5 separate regions of the Mus musculus genome follow, and all the other regions are linked to region 2. The links are chromatin loops, found by intact Hi-C in ENCODE. Cell type or tissue: heart. All regions are shown on one strand.

Region 1 (4,000 bases), 390 kb before region 2:
AAAGAAAAAGGCCAAGGAAAGCTCACCCCCACTTTTCTTTTTGTAGCATTGCCTCTGTCATGGGAACACGCCCAGGTGAGTTTGCTAGGTGATGAGATTCATATGGTCCTTCCTCCCCGAGCTCCAGTCAAGAGCCACCCATTCCTGAGGTATAAAAGCCTACAACCCACTGATAACCCCAAAGCCTACACTATGGAGAGTCCAGTTCAACACAGAAAAACCACCCTGCAGAGTCTAGCCCATCCCTAAAAAGCATGAACTAGATAAACGGCGTTGTTTCATGTCTCTGAGCTCTAAGTGCACTTGTGTTCCAGAAAAGACTTTCTGAAATAACCAGCATGGGAGTGGGTGAGCATCAAGACCTATGAATCTCTGGGATTCCTGGAGAGATGAAACCTGAATCCCTGAATCACCATGGGAACCCTAGGGGAACATGAACCTAGCACACAGAAACAGGATGGAATGACCTCACCTGCATACCATGCCTTCAGCTTCGTACCAAGATCAGGCAGCACAGAAACTATTAGGTTAGCTGATATTCTACAAAATAATAACGGTTATAGCAGATTTCTCAATGGTAGAAATGGAAAGCAGGAGCCAGTGGTATAGATTCCAAATGATGACAGAGAATAACTTCAGATTCAGTGTAACAGCTGAAATTCAGCAGTAAAAGAATCCCATTGCCATAGCCAAATGGATCCCTCAAAGCCCATGCATTAGAACCTAATCCTCAAATTCTCATGTTTCTGGTATCTAGAGGTAGAAGGTAATTGGGGCTAAATGAGGTCCCAAGAATAGGGTCCTCTAATGGTATTAGTGGCCTACAAGAAGAGGAGAAAGAGACCTGAGTCAGTGGCTTGCTCTGTCTCACCACGTGTTGTCCGGTTCCATGTTACAATTCTGCACAAGGCCTCAGCAGATGCCCACACCAGTCTCGAACTTCCAGCCTTTGTTCTTTAGAATTAATTAGCTAGTGTTAACTTGACACACACCTAGAGTCAGCTTGGGGAGAGGAAACCTCAAGGAACGGCAACTGAAGAATTTCCCAGATCCACTGGCTCGTGGCCATGTCTGTGAGGCATTTTCCTATTTCCTAATTGATATAGGAGGGCCCAGCCCACAGTGGGCGGTGTCAACCCTAGGAAGATGGGCCTGAGCTGCATGAGAAAGCTCAGCCGAGCAAGCAAGGGAGGCAAGCCAGAAAGCAGACTCCCTCCATGGTTTCCGCTACAGTCTCCTGCCCTGACATCCTACACTGGGCTATCTTAATAATGGACAGCAACTTGGAAAATGAAGTAAATTCTTTCTCTCCCAAGTTGACTTTGGCCAGTGTTTTATCACAGCAATGGAAAGCAATGAGGGAAGCTTGTCTCAATGCTCCGTTATAGTAACAGAAAATGAACTGAAACAGCCACGTACAACTCTGTGATAATACAAGCGAGATCTCCTCAGCTCTTAGTTGATGCAGGGTTCATCCTCACCGTTACCTGGATTTGGAATCACCAAGAAGCTGTACTTCTGGCCGTGTCTGTGAGTCCATTTCCAGAGAAATTTAACTTAGGAAGGAAGACCACTGTGATGACTATTCTTGGTTGTTAACTTGACCACATCTGGAATCAACAAATGGAGGGCACATCTGTGAGGGATTTCTGCTTGGATCCACTTCTAGTCTGGGTCTTGAGGTAGGGAGAAGACACACACCTTTGATCTGGACCTTGAGGCAGGAAGAGCCACCTTTAATCCGGGCCATACCTTTTGCTGGATGCCTAGGCATGGAAGATGGTAGCTTGCTCTTTGCCTGCTTGCCCTCACCTTGCTGGCATGTCCATTCCTTCACTAGCATTAGAGCCCACATCTTCCAGATTCCAGTGTCTACTGAAGACCGGCTGAGACATCCAGCCTTGTGGACTGAGCAACTACTGGATTCTTGGACTTTCCATTCACAGCTGCCCATTGTTGGATTATTTGGACCACAGCCTCTAAATCATTCTAACAAATCCCCTTCCTATAGATGAGATTCATTCTGTAAGTTCTGTTACCCTAGAGAACCCTGACCAATTCAACCACCCAGAGCATGGGCAGACCAGTCTGTGGGCTGAGGCTCTAGACTGATGAGAAAGATGGCTCGGCAGTTAAGAGTGCAGGCTGCTCTCCCAGCAGATCCAGATTAAACTCCAGCATCCACATGGTGGCCAGCAACCATCCTTAACTCAATTCCAGGGGCTCCAATGCCATCTACTGGCCTCTCTGGGCAGGCACCAGGTATGTACATGGTGCAAACACGTATATGTGAGAAAAGACGTACACATTTTTAAAAAAAAGATAACAAAATAAGTACCTAAAAGACGAAAACGGGCTGAGTACCATCATACTATCTGCTTCCTGATTGTGGACACAGGGCAACCAGCTGCCTCAGCTCCCACTACCACACCTTCCTGCCATGAAGGCCTGTGTAGGAATGAACCATCCTTCCATCTCTCCTTGGCTTGATTCTACCAGGCACATCTAAACCTTCCCCTCTTGACTTTAAGTTGACTGTCATGGCTACAAGAAAATAAGACAGTCAATCTAAAGTCTAAATTTTGGAGGACACGGGCTTCAGAAGAAATGACATCCACGACTAGAACTATTTAAAACCATGATTCAGGAGACACTGCTCTAAAGAAAAGTCCAGGCCAAGTAAGATTATCGATAGATCCTACCAGCTTCCTGAGAGCAGAGCGTCCCAATCATGTCTAGCATCTCGGAGAATTTTGAAGAAAAAAAGGAATCCTCTGGAGCTTATTATCTGAGTCTATAGAACAGTCATTTAAAGGACACAGGAAAAGTGATGGGTGGGTTACACACACATAGACACAAATAAATCCAAAGCAGTAAAGCAAGAGAAGCCATGTGTGGCTGCCACATCTCAGTGGGCTGGTACCCTGGTAGGACCAACCAACTTGTGGTCAAGTGTGAGGGGATCAGGGATGGCTCAGTAGTCCCAGGTGGTTATGGAAGGGAGTGTGTTCATATACTTGGAGCCACTCTCCTTGATTTACGGCCTCATTTTCTCCCTGAGTCCAAACAGACTCACCCATCTGTGCATACCTGTACGCTAACTTTCTTTTTCTGTGCTGACTCCAGTCACTCTGGGTTACGGCATTCTAATTGTCACCCAGAAAAACTCAAATCAGCCTACCAGTTCCACTGGCTCTTAGTTGACTTAAAGGTTCCTATTTTGGGGTTCATACAACTGGGGACTTGCTATCCCCACACTTCCATGGAACAAACTGGACCAGTAGATCAACGTCAGCAAGCAGCTGGCCACCTGATTCCTGCTGCCTGGGTAGAACACACCAGTCTTGTCTGGACTACACCACCCAGATTTCTGGCTGCAGTTGTAAACTCTCCAGGACTGAGAGTTGTGGACCTGGCAGAGCCAGGTTCCTTCTGACCAGGAAGAATGCACTGGGAGCAGACTCAGCTGGACCCTCAGTCTCACAGGATGTCATAAGAGTAGGATGAGGCGGTGAGAGTCATCCACAGAGAACCTCCTGGTACTTCAGGTGGTAGAAGCAGAGTTCATGGATGGGTAGTGGGCTGAGCACGTTATGACTTATGGGTGGGCTGGGGCAAAGGTCTCACTCAGAGATAAAGAGACTCTAGTTGGGACATGGCAAGATCCTGCTGCCGTGTGAGGAACAGAACACAGTGGATGAAGCTGCAGAGGGCAGAGCAAGGAGCACCTCAGGTCAACCGAGGAGGACAGACGTGGGGAAAAAGACACTGAACAGGGTGCCATCTGCTGGTCCCACTCAAGCCACGTGGTCAGGAACCGTGGGCTTCCCTTGGTCTCTGTCTCCCAGTCCGAGTGTGCTAGCTTTGGGTACCCACAGGGATGGCTGGCCTCTGCCCTATCCTAACCTCTCTCCCTTAGCTGCCAACTTGCTTTACAGCACCTCTATGCACTTCCTCAACTGGAGATGAATTCTCATGCCAGAGACTTTGGAGACCCTTG
Region 2 (4,000 bases):
TATTCAATTCTGGACACCACTCACTATAAGAAATTTCTGACAATGTTTCTTGTTAGGGCTTCCCATATTGAAAATAGTTATATTGTCCAATTAAGATTCTTCTTCCTGAAAATCACTTGGAACGTAAATGGACTTGTGGGGTTTTTTGTTTGTTTGGTTGGTTGGTTGGTTTTTCGAGACAATGTTTCTCTGTGTCGCCCTGGTTGTCCTGGAACTCACTTTGTAGACCAGGCTGGATTCCAACTCAGAAATCCACCTGCCTCTGCCTCCCGAGTGCTGGGATTAAAGGCGTGTGCCACCATGCGCCACCACTGCCCGGCTAAAATCAATTTTTAAAAGGAACAAAAAGAAAAATCAAAAACATCTGTTACTCACTGGTTTTTCTCAAAGAATATACTTCACATTCTGTGAGGTGAACACACTGAAGCTTCTTAATAGCGTCTACTTCCCATGGAACCTTTGCCTGGGTAATCCTAGAAAGTGTGCAATGCATAACTTTCCATACTCTGTCTTTCAGATTAGCAGCGCTGAGAGTGAGATGGAACTCAATCAGCCCCTTGTGCCTGTTAGGCTAGCGCTACTGTTTCAAAACAACAAAAGTTAGCCCAGGATCACTGACTGACACCCGCTAAGCTGCAGCTCCAATCCAGAATTGGTTCCAGTAGAATCAAAACTCCCTTATTAGACAATAAGGTACCAAGGAATCAGGATTCTCTCCAAGGTTAAAGTTCCTAGGAGGCGCTACCTTCGGGGAGACGGGGAGCCCGGGGTGCACCCACCTAGACGGGCCTTCAGCAACAGATTGTTGGCCACGAAGTTCTCGAGTTCCATGATCGCTGTCCTGCGCCGTCGCTGCCGCGGTTTCCGACGTCGAACTTTTCGGAGTCGAGGCAATGGAGACGGGGAAGGCTGCGGGGAAGGAGATCCTAAACCCGCGGCAGAAGCCTCGGGGCATCCCTTGTCCTTTGAGGAACGCGGCTTCTGGACGGTGGCCCTCCGCGACAGCGACCGTCTCTGTCGCTTCTTCCTCCGCCTCCTCCGGGGTCGCCACAACTGCCAACAGGAGCGCTGCCGTCGTCGCCGTCGCTGTCGCCGTCGCGGTCGCCGCGGAGATGGGACACGGGTAGGCTCGCTACGGGTTCCAGCTCTGTTGCTGTCCCGGCAAGGGGCTTCCGCTATCGGCGCCGGCGCGCGGTAGCTCGAGCTCCTCTCAGCATCATCGCCCAGGCCCAGGGCGCGTAACTCTCTCCTCAGCGCCGGGTCCTGGGCAGCACTCAACCTTCGCCGCGCCCTACCCTACCGAGGAGCTTACAAACTCGAGAGCGGTCTCCAGCGGCGACGGCGACAGCTCCAGCAGCGGCAGCCGCAGCCGCCAGTTAACTCGCAAGACAGCTGGGCCCCGGCTAACGGTTTTCCTCCAGAGGGAGCCCGAGAGCTCCCCTCGGGGCGGCGTCTGAGGATACTGTGGCGGCTCTCGGGACACTACAGATCCCATAAGGCCCAGCGCCAGGAAGTCGAGGAAGTGTGGCCTCCTGGGAGTTGTAGTCTTTAATCCAGTAAACTGTAGTGCCTGTTTAGTGTCATCCAGGACTTGTGTACTTCTCGCGAAATACGGGAAGCTGACGCACTCATCGCGAGACGAAGCTGGGCGTGGTTTTACATCAGCATCCTATGCACGAGTTTCTTGAACTGCTTGGTCTGTACGCACTGTCGTCCAAAGTGTGGCGGAGTGAATGTCATGGGGAAAGCCAAGCGGACTGGGGCGCGGAGGCAGGTCCACAAAGCGCCCGCAGGGGCGTCCGGAGGCCCGGCGAAAACTAACCCAAACCCATTTGAAGTGAAAGTCAACCGGCAGAAGTTCCAGATCCTTGGCAGGAAGACGCGCCACGATGTGGGCCTGCCCGGGGTGTCCCGCGCTCGTGCCATCAGGAAGGTGAGGGGATAGGCTCTACCCAGGTTCTGCGTACTATGCCCAGTGGCTAGTGAAAGCCATTTGGGGAGAAAAAGATTTATTTGGCTTACACTTATATATTTCCATCATTGAGGAAATTAGAGGCAGGAGCTGATGTAGAAGTCATGAGGGGTGCTGCTTACTGGCTTGCTCTCTATAGCTTGCTTAGCCTGCTTTCTTAAAGAACCTAGGACCGCTGCTAGCACATAGGTGGGCCCTCCGCGGTCAATCACTAATTAGTAAAATGCTCTTTGGGCTTGCTTGCAGCCCGGTCTTATGAAAGTATTTTTTTCCAATTGAAATTCCCTTCTTTCTGATGACTATACTTTGTGTCAAGTTTGCCTTAAACTAGCCAGCAAAACGATCAGGACTGAGGCATAACACTGCCTCTCCTTTGCTTGATATCGAATGCGCTTCCTCTGGAAACCCTTCCTCCTTGGGATCTTCCAGGTATACATTCTTCTTGACTCTTCTTGGAGCTTTTAGGGCCTAAGAGTCAATCTCTTCTGAGCTCTGAGCTGCCCTGTACCACTGCTCTGTATGCTTTGACCATGACAGTATTCGTCCCGTGGATAGGGTTTACAGAGTATGCTCTTTGAATGTTTGGAAATTGTCCTTCCTCTGAATTTCATGAGCTTGTCCCTTGGGAAGTCACTGGAATAGTACCTTTTGGGGATAACCTCATAGCTTCCATCCTTGTTCTTATGGCCCCATCTCAAGAGTATATTGTACCTTCCTTTCAAAACCAGTTCAACAAATGGCATTCTCTATGTAACTGCTGACGTTCGTTTGACTTTAAAAAATAAAAGTTTGTGAGTGCCGTTTGTGCTGTGGCTTTAATCTCTGGGGAATCGGAGACAGGTGGATCTCTGAGTTTAAGGGCTTTATGGTGAGACTCAAAACTTCCAGTTGAGTCTCAAAAAATAAATAAAAGAAATGAGTAAGTAAAAGGCAATTCATGGTTACTTTGAGAAAATTAATAGGTTAGACTTATTGGTAATGTTTGTAAAGGGGATAAGTAAGACCTAGCCTTTGCCCTTCACAGCTACAAATCTGTACTTTGTTACAAAGGATCCAGTTTACATGAGATCTTTAGATTGAAGGAAATTTCTTTTTTAAAAAAACTTAATTACTAATTTTATTTTAAATTTAATTTAAATTTTATTTTTAATACATTTATATTATAAATAATAAATAAATAAATAATAACCTCACCACTATGGTATTTGATCACATCTGGGTCTGTCCTTAAAGGGAATCGCATTGTAACTTTGTAAGGAAATTTCTTTTTCTTTTTGCTCTTTCGAGACAGTGTTTCTCTGTGTAGCCCTGGCTGTCTTGGGAACTCACTCTGTAGACCAGGCTGACTTGGAACTCAGAAATCCGCCTGCCTCTGCCTCCCAAGTGCTGGGATCAAAGGTGTGCGCCACCACTGCCCAGCAGGAAATTTCTTTTGAATTGGGTAAAATATCCATACTGCAAGGAGCTGACACTGTCCTGTGTATGTCCTGTATGTGGTTCAATGCATGCATTATAAAAAATACAAATGACTGTCTAATAATTCACCAGTATAAACTATAGGCCAAGGATGGCAGAGAGGACATTTGAAAATAGAATAATGTGGCATCTAACAGAACCACATCAGCTGTTTCTAATTAAGCCTTGAGTTTCATGCAGTATACCTGCCACATGTACTGGTTATTAGCATTAAATAAAGTGGCAAACTGTATTCTTCTCAACTTTACAACCCCTTCTGGTGGCCACCTCAGTGAAGATTATAGAGATTTTATGTGAGAATCATTGATGTGTGATGTGTTTTCCAGAGAACCCAAACTTTACTAAAGGAGTACAAAGAAAGGAACAAGTCCAATGTGTTCGCAGACAAACGCTTTGGGGAGTATAATAGCAACATAAGCCCAGAGGAAAAGATGATGAAGAGATTTGCTCTGGAGCAACAGGTATGGAAAAAGAATGGCAGGGACGTCTTTGCTCTAAACTTTACACAAGGCCCGCCATGGTGAAGGGTGCTTCTCCTTGTTCACCTCTGAG
Region 3 (4,000 bases), 470 kb after region 2:
TACCCACTCCTCCCAGCGTTCACATGCTCTTGGAGAGGGAGAGCACTTCTGGCACAGGAAAGTGCTTTGTCTTGGATGCAGCTGGTGGGAGCTAGTGTCCCCAGTTGAGATTAAAAATTTCCAAGGCTAGGAGGCTATTCTTGTGCTCCACTTCAACACACCACAGCATCCCATCCCAGTAGGAGGAGGGAGCAGGCTGGGGAGGTCAGGCTTGCCTTAGCACTTAGAGGCAACTCACCAGCCTGCCAAAGCAAAGGTGCACCCTTCAAAATGCTGGGCCCGCATGCTAAGCTCAGGGGCCCAAAGCTCAGCATTGAGCATGGGCCTCAATGCTCCAGAAAGATGGACACCCTTCTCCTTTACAGCTCTGGACAGCCCTGGCCCTGGAGTGATTGTGGGCTTGGTCAGAGAGGCACTTCAACCAATACTAAGGAGTTCTTTCAGTGTCTATACAGGACTGTTTATGACCGCATGAGGTTCCTCTTTTGTTTTTTTCAGGGCGCCATCAGAGCACCTGTTATTCTTAATCCTGCCCCACAGGTCAGACATCTGTGGCTCACACCCAGGCTGGGAGGGAGGTGGTTCTGGTTTCCACATTCCCAGATTGTTAACAGCTCTGGGTGTGGGAGCAGTAATCTCCATCTTTCTATTTCAAGGGGACACTGCAAGTTTCCTTATCTGCATATTGGGCATATGGAGAGCCACAAGGAAGTGTGCACAATGCATCCACCTTGGTCCTAAAGTAAATTCAATGCTAATAATCTTTGTTGTTTGCTACAGTACCTTCCTTCCATTTTAAGAGCTGCTATCTAGCCACCTTATTTCCCACAGAACTCTCCAGCCTGCTATTTTGTCCTCAACCTAATAACAGAGAGAGGATCAAGGGGTGGGAGAGGATGGATACAGAGGATGGTGTTAGGGCATCTTGAGCTGTCTGTCCCCCATGCATCTATAGGCCAGCATGAGGGCCTCGGGTCATTAGGGCCAGGAGTTTGCTGAAGAGTTCACCCTCTTGTCACCATAGCCTGGCTCTTGGCACGGCTCTACCCTCAGACCAAGCACCGCAAACAGACACTCACGGATCCCTCTTGCTCAGTAGTGTCAGTAGCTCTTGGTGCCTCTCCCTTAACCCTGGTGGCCTTCCTTTTTACTCCTGATGGCTGATCCTGCCTACTTTGGGTCTGACATCTGAGAGGCTTTTAGATTCCAATGGTCTGCGTCCCTGTCTCCAAGTTTTAGCCTTCCCTGAAGCCAATATTCCTGCCAGAGACAGGTGTCCTTTGCTGTTCTTTAGCGAGATCCCAGCGCCCGCCCCTATCAGGCCCCAAGCCTGGTCCTCCACCGAGACTATGGTACCAACTGACTCCGGGCAACAGGTCGTTGCGCACGACATGCATGGGCACGACAAAGCGCCAGGGCGCGTGTCCGCAGCGCATCCTGCCTGGTGTCTCCCGAGACACGGTCCACGTCCTCCTGGCCCCCGCGTAGGCCGGGCAGCAGTCCCACCACACAGTGCTTCCTCTCGGCAACCGGTCCTGCCCGGGCGTCCTCATTGGCCCCACGCCCTGTCACTGGCCATTGGTCCGCGGACTCAATTTACATAGACCGTTCTGGCCCAATCGGCGTGCAATGCCTACTTAACATGCACGATGGCCGCCAGTCAGCGAGCACTGGGGCTGGGCCACCACGTGCTGTTGCTAAGCTTGGGCTTCTAAATTGTTACTACTGGAGCCAGCCTATCCTAGCCAAGCTTCGCATCTGTCAACATTCTCAGCTCTGCCCGAGGCGTTCGGCCAGTCCCTATTGGGCAAGGCTAGACAAGAACCCGCCCCCTAAGCCGGAGCGCCCACACCTATTGGCTGCGTCGACTGCTGCTCGACTTATGTGTCAATTTGAGGGCCTGAGGCAGAGGGTGGCGGCCCAGCGCTGGAGTCCGCGAGTCGGGCTGGTGTGCCGCCAGGCGCGGGGCGTGCGGCGAGCAGAGCCGGCAGGAGCGCGCCGGGCAGCCGCCGCCGCCGCCGTCCCGTGCGCGGGCGGCAGGATGGAGCTGAACTCTCTGCTGCTGCTGTTGGAGGCGGCCGAGTACCTGGAGCGTAGGGACCGAGGTAGCCCGCGCCCCTTTGTGCCAGGGTGGGCGGGCGGCGGGCGGGCGCAGGGGGCCGCTGACCGCACCGTCTGTCCCGCAGAGGCCGAGCACGGCTACGCCTCCGTGCTGCCCTTCGACGGCGACTTCGCAAGGAAGAAAACAAAGACGGCCGGCCTGGTGCGCAAGGCCCCGAACAACAGGTACCGCCCCCAACCCCCACCTCCCACCCCCGCGCGCTGTGCCAAGCCAGCTCGGGTCGGCCCCACCCGAGTGTCCCCGTCCTCTCTGCGTCCCCAGTACAGTCCTGCGCGCACCCGGGCGGCCGGCCTGGAGGAGGTGCCGGCCCCGCCCGCGCGTCGCCATCTTCCCGCGGCCGCGCCTCCCCGCCGCCGTAAACAGTGCCACGCGTACAGCGGCCGCGCTCGCCGAGGGCCGTTCTGGACTTTTCCAGACCGGAGAGGAGTTGTCAGTTGGTGCCGACCGCTACTCCCTAGTTTGGGCCTAATTGGGGACTCCTCCCTCCCTTGCACTTCTCGGAGCTGGCTTTGCTCTTAGACCCAGCACCTTATCCCCAGGAGCCTGGACAGAGACCTCTCTCTGGCTACTTAAGCGTCCTGCGCAGCTTATTGACAAGGAAACTCCAACCACAAGCATAGGGCTGGCTTTGTCGCGAAGAGCTGCAGGGAGCTATTTCTCTCAAAAGTTCCAGGGCTCAACTACACTGTTTGCCTTGGCCTTGTGTTTGGAGGAAGCCCTGAAGCTGAGGTTTAGGTATGGCTAGGACTGCTAAAGGTTCCACCTTCCTGGCTGCAGTGGGATCCAGGGCACACCTGACACTGTCTAGGGGCTAACTTTGGCCCAGCTACTCCTGTGTGGTCAGTCTGAGAGCTTCCTTAGCAGGCTGGGGGCTTCAGGGCCCCTTGGCAGAGGGTGCGGCTCATTCCTGTGGCCTGTCTGTTCTTGGGAAACAGAGAGGCTGGCACAAGGACCCATTTCTGTGGTGTCCTAGGCCTGGCAAAGAACAGGTTGAATTACCAACGGCCTGAGTCCCAGCCCCTGGTCTCTTGCTTTGAACAGTTTGCAGAAGGACTTAAGTGTGTTGGAGGCCTCACTGCCCCAAGCTTCCACAGTGAGATGGCCTGGACCCGGCTTCTGTCTGCCCTAAACCCCAGGTTTGGGAGCTCAGCTTCCTGTGGCATGGAGTACCCACAGCTGATAGGAATGGTAGCATTCCTGAGCTGAGGCCCTTGAATGCTTCTGCCATATACACAAGTAAGAATCTGACCCAGCCTTGTAAATGAAGCCTTATTTTGACCTCCATTTTACAACCGAGGAAGCCAAGGCATAGACAGATTCAGTTACTTGGGTAGGGCTGCTTAACCACCCTGTTCCTGGATGAGGTCCTAGCCTTCCATCTTCTTCTGGGATGGGGAGAACTGGGTGCAAGGGGCAGGGGATGCAAAGGGCCTCTCTGACTGGACTTGGGTGCACCTCCCCTGAAGCTTCCTTGGACAGAGTGTACTCCTTCAAGACCTGAAGCCTTAGGGTGGCAGACACAGCCCTCCCCTCCCCAGTCACTGCTCAGAGGCTATTCTCAGCCAGCTCAGTTGAGAAGCTGGGATTTCAGATGTGGCAGGGCAGTTCTGAACCTTCTGTGTCCTGGCAAAATGAAGGACAGGCCCTGGTATAGCAGGCTAGGGTGAGTGATGGCTAGGTCTCTAATGGCAGTGACTCCATGGGAGGGTGCCTTTAGGGTCAAGTACTTTGAGAATATAAGCAGAAGGGTCAGATCAAGGTGGTGCCCAGGCAGCATCTGACACAACGATGGCCTCTCCTCAGGCACAATACCCCCCCTCCCCCCACGGGATCTCTGGACTCCGAAAGAGTTCCAAGAAAGGCCAACACACATGCTGC
Region 4 (4,000 bases), 100 kb before region 2:
TTAATCCCAGAGAGAGGAGGCAGAGGCAGGAGGATGGATCTCTCTGAGTTCAGGTCAAGAGTTACATAGTGAGACTCTCAAAAGCAAAAAGAAACTACTTATCTAGAGGATAAGAAGTTTTCTATTCACACTTTTCACCTTATAGAAGGAAATTTTATTCCTATATTTTGTTCTATCAAGTAAGCCACCTTTTCTCCCCAAATCTTTATTTAAAAAAAAAAAAAAAAACAAACTCTCAGGACTGGGAACATAGCTCAATGATATCACCAGAACACTTATTTTCTAAGTGAGTTTTAATGATGACATTCTTTAGTAGGTTGTTCCCAAAAGTTCTCCTTATTAATTATACAAATCCAGATTAGAAATAAAATGCCCAGAGTTGAGAGAAAGGACTGAGCTGCAAGAGAGCACAGGGCTCAACACTCAGCATGGATTTCCAGGAAATGTTTTGAGCGTCTCTTTTCTCTTAGAGCACTGTGACTCATGGTCTCTCTTCTGTTTCAATATTCTCTCCAGTCACAAGCAGCTAGCTTCCAAAGATCTATAAGATGTCAGCAAAGAACTAAACAGGAACTTTTACTGGCACAAAGTCAGAGTCAGAGTGGCCTATGTTCTAAAACAAGCCTGTCTGCAACACTAGTAAAATTCATTCCCCGGTGAAAACTGAGCACCACCAATGTATCCGTTTTATATAGAACAAAAAATCGATAGGCAGTTAAGTATAAGTCGACTCTTTCATATATATGCACACATATAGTTTTTTATTAATAATCACACCTAAGTAACTCACCATGTACTTGACAAATACAACTCATCCAACTGCCTGCAGACACACAGAAGCACACCTCTCTGGCTATGCTTAAAACCTGGTTTAACTACACTACACCACAAACTAAATGAAACGCCAGGAGAGTACGAAGTGCCTCGAGTCACAGGCTGCTTCAAGTGTCACTTGGAAAAAGAATATCCCATTGGATGCGTTCACACTCCCCCGCCCTCAGCACTCCCGCCGAGACCTCCTAAAAGCATTATGTCATCCACTACCCGCACATCTCTCACGCTGTCCTGCACTCCCAGCTCTTAGGCCTGATGAGGAGGTAACCCTAGAGATCTCTGCCTCTCCAAGTTCTCTTCACAACAGTCATGTGCGCCACCGCCCCAGTTTCTCCAGAAGAGAGAAACAAGTTCGTTCCCTAACTTCGCAAACTGGGAACGGCGAAGGCACTGGAGTCGTGACGCCCCTCAGCGAGTCCCTGGCTGGCCTGACCCGGCTCTGTCTCCTCTGAGGGAGGCCAGAGACCCCGCAAGACGAGGGCCCGGGCCGGGAAAGCCTGGCCTCAGGGAGGTACCGCGACCCTCTGGACAGGGAACAGTGTTGGCCATGCCCAGCACGCAGGCCAGGGGCGCGGGGCCCGGGCGGGAGCTGCGGCGCCCGGACTCACGGTCGGTGCAGCGGTTCCTCTGCCGGACCTGGCAGCGGCGGTGGTGGCGGCGGCGGCTGCCCCTGAGGCGGCGGCTGAGGGGGTTGAGGCGGAGGCGGCGGCGGCGGTGGCGGCGGCGCCTGCGGCGGTGGCTGCTGCTGCTGTTGCTGCTGAAACGACTTGAGCGACTCGAAAGCCTTCATCAGCTTTTCCAGGGTTGCCATGACGGCTTCCTGCCCGATGGGACAGACCCTGAAGACTTGGAGCCTACTGGCACTACGCGGCGCCACTTAGCAGCAAGGCAATGAATGGGGCTCTGCGCGGCAGGCAGAAGCGGAACCAAGGCGCTCAGCCATCTTGGGCCCGTCCCGGCAACCCTCGCGGCGAGTGCGTCCCGTGACGTCATGCCGGCGGAGACGAGGCCACGCCAGACCCGCAGAATTGACAGGCGGATGCGTCGTCCTCTTTCCCGAAGTCAGGACGCAGGCCTGCGGGGCCTCTGCTAGTTTAAGACTCTCCGCCCCGCCGATGTGGCCCCGCCCCTTCCCGCAAAAGCCAGCCCCCCTTAGTGAAGAGGGCCAAGCAAGAGGATGAGGTGGGCGGGGCGGGCTGCTAGATGAGGGACGGAGCTGAGCGGAGAGTGGGCTTTAGGGCGGCTCCCTGGCACCAGCGATAGAAAAGAAGTGAGGAGGTGGGCAGAGGAGTTGGGGAGACCCGGAAGGAAGAAAAGGTTGGAAAGGGGAATGACAGCGAAGAAATTTTCCTGCGTAAAGCCACCCTACACCTGGAGTCACCGGGAAAGCGATTGTGGAGCTCGGAACCCGAAACCCAAAGCAGCTCTCTCTTCCACAAGCCAGGTGGTGGCCTGAGCTTCCCGAACGCAGCGTGCTGGGAGCTCCCTGCAATGAGAAGGGAACCAGAGTGACCTGTATTCAGGACCAAAGAACCCTTTATGATCCGTGGACCCCGAAGCCCCAGAAGTGTCTGCAGTAGAGAAGGCTGAGAAAGGGTTTCAAGCAGGCAGCGAAGGCTGAGAAAGGGTTTCAGGCAGGCAGCAGTAGTTACTGTCCAAAGAAAGGCTGTGTTTCATGCAACTTTGGTCACACACTCTACATTGAGACACGGACCCTGGAAAGTGCTGTGGCAACCAGCCAGGACCTACAAGGGGTCTCATTGCCACCAGCGCTGAAGTCCTTGTCTCTAGAGCCTCCATCTCCCAAAGGTGAGCAATTAAAGCAGGAAGCTGAAAATGGTGTGGATACACCCAAGCTGCCCCTGCAGTCTGCCCAGCAAAAAGTGTTGGCTTCAACCGGGCATGGTGGTGCATGCCTTTAATCACAGCACTTGTAGAATGCTTTTTGAGTAGCATGCACGAAGCTCTGAGTTCAATCCCTGCATTTTATAAACCAGGGGTGGTAATCATGTACTCTGCAGGTAGAACGAGGATCAGGAGTTCCAGGTTTTCCTTGGCTTCATAGTGAATTCAAGTCAGCATGGGCTGTATCAGAACTTGTCTCAAAAGAAAAAGGAAAAGGAAAAAGCCAAGCAGTGATAGAACACACCTTTAATCTCAGCAGTCTGGAGGCAGAGGCAGGCAGATCTCTGAGTTATAGGTCAGCCTGTTCTACAAAGTGAGTTCCAGGACAGCCAGAGCTACATAGAAACCCTGTCTCAAACAAACAAACAAAACCGTTCCGGCTTCAGAAAAAGCTGTCTGGAGGTGATCCATGCAGTGAGAAACCCAATGAAGCTTCAGGCTACCTGTAAGAATCAAATGCCCTATTCCATGGCCATAAGGCACTCCATTTTCTCGAAATGGCCAAGTATACAGAAACCAACACTGTTACTGTAGGGGTATAAGCCCGCCGCTGTTAAACTGGGAAGGAGAGCAGAGAAACAGCCTTTAGATTCTATGTCCCCTCTGTTACTAATGGCACTATTAGATGCACAGTGCCAGTGCTAGCTCTCACATGAGGCAGCCTCTAACAGCTGGCCAGGGTTGGTAGTTGCTAGTAGGCAGACTTGGAAGAAGGCCCAGTGAGCCCTGTCTCTTAGCATTCTCTAGGTTATGATGTCCCTGCTCCCAAGTAAGGGCAGCTAGTAACTGACTTCTAACCAATACAAGACAAAGATAATGGGATGTCACACATTTGTTAGGCTACAAATGTAACTTCAGTCTTGCTAACTACCAACTTCTCAGCTTATATACATTGATGAAGAACAATTGGCAAGACTTAACATAAAGAACTACCCATGGCCAACAGTCAAGACAGATATTGGTGGTCCATCAGCCATGTATGAAGTAAACCCTGACAATACCACTAAAGCTCCAAGGTGATTCTTTTGAAGCCAAGTTCTCAGATAAGGCACTGGTACCTAATTGCCCGCTGTGAGAAGTGCTAACAGAGGACCTATGTGAGCTGGGCCCAGATTCTGGAACCACAGAAACTGGATAGTTATAAATATGTTTTGCTAGGCAACTATACTCTGGTAATTTGTTTGGCAACAATAGGTATATTGGTTGGCTTACACTGCTGTATCAGGGTACCACTGCCTGGGAGCTATCAATAGTTGTTTAT
Region 5 (4,000 bases), 290 kb after region 2:
GGTTAAGAGCACAGACTGTGCTTCTGAAGGTCCCGAGTTCAAATCCCAGCAACCACATGGTGGCTCACAACCATCCATAATGAGGTCTGACGCCCTCTTCTGGTGTATCTGAAGACAGCTATAGTGTACTTAGATATAATAAATAAATAAATAAATAAATAAATAAATAAATCTTTTTAAAAAAGAGAGAAAAAAATGCTACCATTTCACCTTTTGGAAGATTCAAAATATTAACTGTCAATTTTCTACCAAACTGATCTATGTTGAGATTTAAGGTGTTTCTATTCAGTCCCATAAAAACTACTTCTAGGTATCAGCACGCTGATTCTGAAATGTATGGAAACAACAACAAAAAACAAACAAACAAAAAAAACAGAATAAAACAAAAATGATTCTCAGAAAAAAGAAAATTATTAATTTTTTTTTTCATCTCTACAACAGTTAAAGCTCTAAGGGCTGGAGACATGGCTCAGTGGTTAAAAACAGTTGCAGCTCTTCCATGGAATCCAGGTTCTGACCTTTGTGGACACCAAGCACACATGAGGGGCACATATTACATAAGAAAATACTCACACACATATAAATTTAAAATAAATCTTTGAAATAGATTTTTTTTTTAAAGTGGTAATAACTGCTGACAAATAAAAGACAAGATTGGAAGAAAATGTCTACAAATCACATGTAAAATCTTGTACACAGCCGGGCGTGGTGGCGCACGCCTTTAATCCCAGCACTCAGGAGGCAGAGGCAGAGGCAGGTGCATTTCTGAGTTCGAGGCCAGCCTGGTCTACAGAGTGAGTTCCAGGACAGCCAGGGCTATACAGAGAAAGCCTGTTTCTGTTTCGAAAAGCAAAACAAACAAACAAACACAAAATTATAAAGAACTTTCTAAACTGGAAAAATAGCAATCCAACCAGAAATGAGCAGTTCTGAGCTGGACAGTGGTGGTGCACCCCCTTAAGCCCAACACTCTGACGGCACAGGCAGGCAGATCTTTAAGCTCAAGGCTAACCTGGACTACAAAGCAAATTCCAGGACAGCCAGGACTACATAATGAGACTTTGTTCTTTCTTAAGTAACAGTGAGTGTCAAGAATAAAGAGTGGGGGAGAGTACAATTGTACAGGGATAACAGGAGTATGTTTCTGATTAATGAAACTGTCCTGTACCTTGACTGACACAGTAACCTCAAGAGACTCACATGCGTTAAAATCAGAGTAATGAGGTTGGAGGCAGAACTGAGCAATAGGTAGTAAGCATGCACAAGGCCCCAAGGTCAATCCTTAGGATCACAAAGCTGGGCACAGTGGTATACTATTACAGTTCTAAGTTCTCAGAGAGGCTAAAGTGAATGATCACTTGAATTCAGGAGTTTGAGACCAACCCAAGCAACAACACAACATCTGTTTCCCAAGACAAAACATAATTTTGCTATACATTAACTTTTTAAAAAATATTTATTTATTTATTACATGTAAGTACACAGTAGCTATCTTCAGACCCTCCAGAAGAGGGCTCCAGATCTCGTTATGGATGGTTGTGAGCCATCATGTGGTTGCTGGGATTTGAACTCAGGACCTTCGGAAGAGCAGTCAATGCTCTTAACTGCTGAGCCATTTCTCCAGCCCCCTATACATTAACTTTTAATAAGCCTACAGCAGCATCACTTAGAAAAACTGATCAGTTGAACCTCAAGTCACATATCTACATACTCAGCAATTCTATTCCCAGAAACATGCCCAATTCAAACAGTGCCCATGCACATCAAAAGGCACAAGCAGAAATGTAAGCTCATTCACATCAGCCTTAAAGCATCTCAATGTCCATCCACATTACATCAGACAGACTGAGGAATTTTCACAGTGTAAAGTGTACATCCTATATAGAACAACAGCAAAAAGCAATCTTACCCTGGAGTCATCACAAATGAAAAGCTGAGCCAAAGCACTGAGGCACAAAACAACCCTTTTTGTATAAAACTCACAAACAAGTGGAAGATATAGCCAAGACAGGTATCACACCTTGAAGTGAATGATGAAGGAGCACAGGGCACTGGAACACTCATGTCATGAAGCACTCTAAAAACCTGCCACAACAGGGCTCTCTGTGATGGCACTTTTTCTAAAGCCTGGATTGTAGTTAATGTAAGCTAAGTTAAACTAGTAATCCTTTAAAGCACCTCAAGTTCTAGATTTTTTTTCAAGCTACTTCCTCAGATCACAAAGCAATGTGAACTACAAGTGTGCCTTCACCTACTACAAAGACCCAAATGAACACCAGACCCTGAATACCCTCTAAGATCAAGAGGCACTTGCATGATGGCCTTAGCCCATTGTTATCTACACTCCTAGTATCAGGATAAAAGGGGATTCATTATTACAAATGCCTATAGTCAGTGACAGGGTTTTTTGGGGGCTTTTTTGTTTTGTTTTGTTTTTTTCCGAGACAGAGTTTCTCTGTGTAGCCCTGGCTGTCCTGGAACTCACTTTGTAGACCAGGCTGGCCTCGAACTCAGAAATCCGCCTGCCTCTGCCTCCTGAGTGCTGGGATTAAAGGCGTGTGCCACCACGCCCAGCTCCAGTGACAGGTTTCTGACTTTAACTTTCAGTTTGAAAACTCCTTTTGACCCCTACCTTAAATGGCATCCTTTTATAAATCTCACACATCATTACAAAAATAACCTTAAATCCCCATTCCAGCCCTGTGTGAATATGTCACATGTAATCTGATATTCCAACAACTAATAACACAGGTCGATTTCCATAATAGAAGGAACCTGGGTTTTGTAAGTATATATGACTAAATGTTAGATAATTATTTTGAAAATACAATTCTCATTATGTAGATAATGTTTGTTTCTGTACCTAATATCAAAATATGTAAGTGCCAAAGGGTGGTAGAAAAACCCTTCACTAGTTTATTTACAAAACAGAAAAACGCTGTTAGTTGTCTCAGGCTTTAATGCCATTCACTTTCTTGGTCCATGAATAACGCTCACTGCAGATTTCAAATTTTGAAAGCTTGAAGCATGTGGGAAAAGGAAAGAATAAGCTTCAGAATGCCCACCATAGTCTTTGTGGACAAGACTTTCCTATGTAAATCCATATGCACACAATATTTTACAAAAACAGCTCTGTGCTATAAACACCTATAATCCTTTCCACTTTAATGTATCATGAACATTATGAAAATCATCTTAAAATAGAAATGCAAAATAATTAGATTTACTCTTGATATGCTTCACCTAACTGTTCACTGAGTGAGTAGTCTAACCATTGCACAAGCTCAAGTCCAAGACCTGAGTCCAAATTTCCCCATTTCACAATTAGAATAAAAAACAAAACAACAACAAAAACATTAGCCCTATTATCTAGAAGCAGAACCCCTAAAAAGACCAGCTCAGCATCCTGAAACACAATGGCCACAATCATACATCACTTACAGACTGCCACTAAACACTGCTTGCAATCTTCCCTACATTTATTTGTTTAATCTTAAGCCTAGGATCTGAGTGCCCAACAAGGAGTACAGGTCTGACACCAAGCACAAAGGAACCTCAGAAACTTAAATCTGTGCAACCTGCACCCTGAGCCTTGGACACCAGAGTTTACTTCTGGACCAACAATTTCACAAGAAGTTACCCATACCCACATTTCCACTAACTAGCTCAGGAGCCACCTCAAATAAGATAGTATAACCTACAGTTCTGTGCCCAGCACTAAGAGCAATGTGGGACTCCCTACTAAGGATAAGGACAGTCCTTCCTGTCCTTTCTTAGTCACCTTCTGGTTTGGTGACCTAGAGAGAGTAGAGGAAGCTCAAGACTTCTCTCTGGGAAGTACAGGTCCAACAGTTACCTGACATTGTTATGCATACCTGTGCTGTGCCATATAAGGCACCCAAAGAGCTTACCATTTTGTATGGAAACTGGATTTTCAGAGTTCTGTGGAGCTGGGTATGATGGTGATGCTTTTAATCCAAGCAATAGGGAGACAGAGGCA

Evidence for each region. Hi-C counts contacts between places; a loop is a spot of excess contacts. Peaks named below come from ENCODE experiments on the same cell type or tissue, not always from the same donor. Only the 100,000 strongest peaks of a DNase experiment are listed, where the experiment ranks them.
Region 1: it touches region 2 in a loop (4-fold over the local background); 15 of 42 quality-filtered maps call a loop at or near these places.
Region 3: it touches region 2 in a loop (2.2-fold over the local background); 2 of 42 quality-filtered maps call a loop at or near these places.
Region 4: a loop joins it to region 2, with 8 times the contacts of the local background. A loop is called at or near these places in 15 of 42 quality-filtered maps.
Region 5: a loop joins it to region 2, with 4 times the contacts of the local background. A loop is called at or near these places in 4 of 42 quality-filtered maps.

What each region holds. Positions count from the first base shown.
Region 1 is chr5:35,048,981-35,052,980 of GRCm38, reverse strand. No RefSeq gene overlaps it. Among named protein-coding and RNA genes, the nearest start is that of Dok7, 5.8 kb to the left of the region's middle. In heart, CTCF peaks have their summits at 2,250 (motif pointing left) and 3,796 (motif pointing left); no DNase peak of the experiment used is centred here.
Region 2 is chr5:34,657,784-34,661,783 of GRCm38, reverse strand. Nop14 (NOP14 nucleolar protein) reads left to right here and starts at 1,636. Exons shown (of 18, transcript NM_029278.2): 1 at 1,636-1,933; 2 at 3,775-3,909. The coding sequence starts at 1,739. Grk4 (G protein-coupled receptor kinase 4) reads right to left here and starts at 1,405. Exons shown (of 16, transcript NM_019497.2): 1 at 780-1,405. The coding sequence starts at 831. In heart, no CTCF peak of the experiment used is centred here; a DNase peak (open chromatin) is centred at 1,533; H3K4me3 peaks cover 2,787 bases; H3K27ac peaks cover 2,274 bases.
Region 3 is chr5:34,185,615-34,189,614 of GRCm38, reverse strand. Mxd4 (Max dimerization protein 4) reads left to right here and starts at 1,905. Exons shown (of 6, transcript NM_010753.2): 1 at 1,905-2,105; 2 at 2,187-2,286. The coding sequence starts at 2,042. In heart, no CTCF peak of the experiment used is centred here; DNase peaks (open chromatin) are centred at 1,764, 2,364, 3,044 and 3,644; H3K4me3 peaks cover 3,157 bases; H3K27ac peaks cover 2,351 bases.
Region 4 is chr5:34,759,552-34,763,551 of GRCm38, reverse strand. Htt (huntingtin) reads right to left here and starts at 1,812. Exons shown (of 67, transcript NM_010414.3): 1 at 1,443-1,812. The coding sequence starts at 1,645. In heart, no CTCF peak of the experiment used is centred here; DNase peaks (open chromatin) are centred at 1,291 and 1,921; H3K4me3 peaks cover 2,553 bases; H3K27ac peaks cover 1,882 bases.
Region 5 is chr5:34,372,044-34,376,043 of GRCm38, reverse strand. The region is part of intron 1 of Fam193a (family with sequence homology 193, member A); the gene reads right to left. Among named protein-coding and RNA genes, the nearest start is that of Fam193a, 4.1 kb to the right of the region's middle. In heart, CTCF peaks have their summits at 93 (motif pointing left) and 1,510 (motif pointing right); no DNase peak of the experiment used is centred here.